Regions from separate parts of the Homo sapiens genome. Here region 1 is linked to region 2. The links are chromatin loops, found by intact Hi-C in ENCODE. Cell type or tissue: heart right ventricle. All regions are shown on one strand.

The links. Hi-C counts contacts between places; a loop is a spot of excess contacts. Peaks named below come from ENCODE experiments on the same cell type or tissue, not always from the same donor. Only the 100,000 strongest peaks of a DNase experiment are listed, where the experiment ranks them.
Region 1: it touches region 2 in a loop (2.0-fold over the local background); 3 of 110 quality-filtered maps call a loop at or near these places.

The regions. Positions count from the first base shown.
Region 1 is chr12:42,758,985-42,761,484 of GRCh38, forward strand. No RefSeq gene overlaps it. Among named protein-coding and RNA genes, the nearest start is that of LINC02450, 68 kb to the left of the region's middle. In heart right ventricle, no CTCF peak of the experiment used is centred here; a DNase peak (open chromatin) is centred at 1,107; H3K27ac peaks cover 635 bases.
Region 2 is chr12:42,968,407-42,970,906 of GRCh38, forward strand. No RefSeq gene overlaps it. Among named protein-coding and RNA genes, the nearest start is that of LINC02461, 190 kb to the right of the region's middle. In heart right ventricle, no CTCF peak of the experiment used is centred here; a DNase peak (open chromatin) is centred at 1,145; H3K27ac peaks cover 2,052 bases.

The sequences.
Region 1 (2,500 bases), 210 kb before region 2:
TTAGATTTGTCCGATTAAAAAAACTCATGTACAAAGCTGATGAGACCTATGTTAGTTGCAGGTTAATACTTGCTGATTTCTTGCCGTCAACTCTCCAGTAAACAAGAACGAAGGCATGGCCAGGCGCTCTCTGTTGCTGCCAGGAAGGGAGGCTTTGAGAAGCCAGCTGCAGGGCAGGGGCATGGCCAGGAGCATTGGTCTTGGAGCCAGATAATTTGGGTTGCACTCTTTGTTTGGATACTTCTCTTCCTTTGACCCTTCGTCACTTATGGAAGCTAGACCACAGTTTTCTCATCTGCAAAATAGAGGCAATGATGTGGTTCTCACAGATGGTTGTGAGATACAAGGCGGCAAGGTTTGAGACTGCTCCTTATAATTAAGTCGTTGGCATAGAGGAAAAGACTGGTGTTTGCAATCCCTTTACTAGGCAGCATCTTGGTGGGAATTCTGAGAAAGGACCCAGTGAGCCTATGGCCAGTCTCCTCCAACTTGGGATGGTGTCTAGATTCCAAACAAAGAGCCAGTGGGCAGCAGAAAAGCAAAGCACTGGTTTCTGACTGAGGGGCCATTGGGCCCCCCGTGGGAGACAGATCTTTAATAATGTTTTTAATGACAGTTCCTTTCCAATGTGGGGGAAGTCTGTACTGAGAGAAACTCGATGCCTCTGGCCTCGGGCGGCAGAATTACCATGTATCTTTTAATCTCAAGGAATAAGGAGCTTTAGTTCACAACAACCCTGTGCATCTTGTCTAGGCCTCCTGCTACACTGTGTTCAGGTAATCACATCAAATGGAGAAATCAGATAGTTTCTGGCTGATTCAAAATGTCCTGGCTGAGAGGCAGAGGAGATGTCAACAGAGATTTCAGGCTCATGGAAAAACGCTCAGGTCCAGCTTCATCTGCTTGTTCCATTCTAATCAGAGAGGTCCTCTGTGGGTCGTAAGACAAGAAACTAGGGGTTTAAAGGTCCCTCAGGAACCAGGGACCAAAATCTGGATCTGAGGAGCAAAATGCTTAAACAAGCTCTGTCTGAGGAGTGAAGGTTAAATGACCCCAGGAATGGGCCAGCTCTTTCTTAAGCAACTTCCTTGGTTTGGGGCCAGAAGGCCTGATGCCCAGTGTCTGTGAATGCACAGGATTGCAGGCGGAGTGCAGCACTTGAGCACCTTCTGTGCTTTTCAGCTCAGCCTTGGAGCAGTTTTATTCCATAAATATTATTATATTTTATATTATATATCATATATAAGTGTATTATAAAAGGCAAAATTGTGACCTGTTGGGTCTTGGACTCAGAACCCATGCTATGGAAAAAGGGACTTCACCCAGTAATAAAATGCTTTGGGATTAGTCCCATCAAAAAGATAAAAATCTTAAATTGCAAGCATCATAAGAGATCTAACTTTATTTAATCGTGGACACGTTTCCTGCTCTAACTTTTTAAAGATGGTCTGCATTTGAAAAGAATTAGGACAATCCTGTATCTTTGATCAACTTGAAAGTCTCTTTAGGGGAAGATATTTAACACTCTGGTTTTTAAACAGAAATCTAAATATGCATCAGCTAATAGTTTCCTACATTAAGCAGTATCAACTTTGCCATTTCATGACATCCAAATGAATAGGAGACCTGTTTTATGCTTAAAAGTGACTATCTGTGAACTAAACACACTTGACTGAGAGGTTTTTATGTGTCATTATTTTTGACACAGCTTGTCATTAGTTTTAACTTTGACCTGATTGCAATGAGGAATTTGGTTGTGCAAGCTTGCCTATTGTTTATCTATACTCAGACTTAATTATTGCTTCCCAGGTCAGTCATCACCATTTTAAGTGGAAAGAAATGGCTTTAACCCTTGGGATGATTCCCACAGAGTTTATTTTGTGTACTTGGATCATGAGGTCAGATGCATAGAAAAAGTGGTCACAGTACTCCTGGGGTGGGGGTGGGGTGAAGTGCAGTCCAGCTACTTGGTGGAGGAGAAAAGTGCGAGGCTTTCTCTCTTGTAGAATCACCTTAGTGGAGATGCGTGAGTCAAAAACTAAGGGGCAGAAGAACGGCCATTGTATGGTGTCTCAGAAGAGTCCTTCTTTCCGTTTCCCCACTATAAAGCTTTTTTTTTTTTTTTTTTTAATTTTCACCATTAAATTCCTTACAGTGGGAGGCACTATTGATACGATGGGCAGGGTAATTTTTCTCTTGTGTCTAATTCCTGGCTATTGCAGGATGTTTAGCATCTCTGACTTTCTTCCCCCAATTATTTTGGCAACAACAATGTCTCCAGAATGTTCAAAATTTACTAAACACATTAACCTGGTTAGTAGAGAACAAAGCATGACTCAGATGAGAAGGCCAGAGAAATTTTCTTGGGAAAAGAGAAGAGAGGGAAGCTTCAGATTCTGCTATAGATCATGTCAAGTGGTAGAGGTGCTAAAAATTTCTGTGGAGGAGCACCAGCAATGAACCTTGCCTACTAGAATTTAGCTGAATGTGTCCCTTGTTA
Region 2 (2,500 bases):
CTTATTATGAAATCACTTAGAATAAAATAAAAACTCCTTGCAATCATGCTAGATTCCAGTCTCTGCCCCTCTCATCAATCTCATCTTTCTCACCCTCTCCTTTACTTGTTACACACCAGCCACACTTTCTCTATGTCCTGTAATATACCAAGTCTTCCCTACTTTGGGCCTTAGAACATGCTGACTCCTTTTCTGAAATGCTCTAATACCCCAACTCCCACCAACTAATGGTGACTCATCTCTGAGATTTCAGCCTAAATATCTTTTCACAGGTCACAGCTCAAGCATCTTTCTCCTGATCTCAAAGTGTATATCAGTTCTATTCACGTTTCTGTTTTCTTTCCTACCTGCCTGTTGTTTTCTTACACAGTACTTGTAATAATTTTAATTCTATCTTCTTCTGTGTATATACAATATTTATCTTCCTCCCTAGACTGTAGCTCAAGAGGGTGAGGATCATATCTTTTTCATCACCGTAAACTCATTTCACCACAAAGCTTGGCAAGGAGGATATACTTTAAATATTTAGATTTAATAGGAAATAAATGAATGGAAACATGGCTTTGCATATAAAGCATTAACACTGTGTCTGGCTTATAGTAAGAGTTTTATAAATGCCAACATTTATAATTTTAAACAGCAGGTATTAGATTTAGAGAGTGAGAGGGGTCAGAAAATTTTCCTGGAGGAAGTGACATTGGAATTGAAGTTTGATATCAAGTTCTTACTTTCTCATGTTTTTGGGCTTTACAGAACAGGGATTGTTAGGCTATATCAGTATGTTTTATGACAATCCATAAGAATTTTAAGAAAAAAAATGACTAATCCCTTTACTTTTGAAATTATTTAGCATAGTTTCTTCTGATGTGTTCAAAGCACTGCTTCACATTATCTCTTGGAGGCAGGTCACAGGAAAGATGGTTATTTCTGTTTCAGAGATAGAGAATTACAGAACAAAGAACAAAAGTGAAGTCAGGCTATGTGGTGGACCTTCTGGAACAGATGAAGGAATAAAAGGCAAAGGGCATCAAAGCAAACGTTAAAGCCAACAGGTCAAGGAAAGTATTACCGAATTCCCAGCAAGTTACATGTTTGGCTGCCGCAGGCTACATGCTGGAGCTGATATGTCCAAAGGGAGCATTCCGGAAAAGGGAGTGGTCTCCGTTCCAGCAGTCTGGACTCCCCAGAGTGAAACTCAAGATAGCCTCATTAGGAATCAGGATGGCTCTGTCAGAATAGGCCCTAGCCATGATTCCATGGACTGAAATGACCTCCAGCAGGTAAAAATAAGAGCTGATGAAGTCTGAGGACTTGCAAGGTGCTCACAGTCCTCATTTAGGAAGATTTTCCAGGATATACAGAAGATCTCAGATTAGAATACCTATTTATGGGGTTTTATAGGAAACCACCATGCTGCCACATACTCTATTATTTCAACTTTGCCAACTTAAGCTCATTTAAAGAGCTTAAAATAATCAAAGATGCTAAGTATTTAACATATGTTTCCGTAAAATGAGTGGAAGGAAGAAGGATAAGATCTTCCTTTTGGGCAATTCATTGGCGACTACTGCAGGAAGAAAAAAGTTTTGATTTTTGTTCAAGGAAGTTTTTTTTGTCTTTTTCCATTCTTCCTTCCTGTCTGGCCCCTAAAGTAAAAACTCCCAGAAAGCATAAAAACAGAGACTATCAAGCCTGACTCAGTTTCCTCTGTCTCCTCTTTGGCAGGCTTTTCCCAGCCCATCCGAATCACTGAAATCAGTATCATTCTTGAAATGAATACGGTTGCTTTCTCCTGCCTAACATGCCAGTCTCAGAGACTAAGGCTATGATTTCTTTGAGTCAACTTTTATTTAGTGTTTATTATGGGCCAAACTCTAAACTAAGCTCTAAATCTGCAAAGACAATAAAATAAGATGACTGCCAGTAAGAAATTCTAATCTGCTGGGTAGGGAGAAACACAATTTGCTGCAGTGTAATAATTATTCCTTGATAGACATAGTTTCTATGGGAGCCCAGGGAAGAGAATAAGACCATCAAATCATTCATTTATGGAGTGCTGACCAAAGGCGAAGCCTTACCCTGTATCTGGGAAAGATAAACACTGAAAAAAGAAAAGTTTCATTTCCTCCAGGAACTTAACATGCACTTATGAAAGGCATACACACACACACACACACACACACACACACATCAAATAATATATAATGATATCTATTTTAGGTTCCTAAAAACTAACTGTGAAAAAGTACTCCATGCTCAAAGGTGACTTCTATATCAAGCATTATAGCAGACTGGAAATCCTAAAACCCTCATCTACCTAAAAATGCTCAGTAAAATATTTAATATTTATTTTTAAATGCATTGCTGACCTGGAAACAAATTTGTATGAAGCGAAAAATAATGCAAAAGTAAAAATCCATAGAAGTAAGCCAGTGGTGAAAATCCCCCATTTTCCTAAAGTCACCTGCCATTTGCCCATAACTCAGAGCTTTGGTTTTGT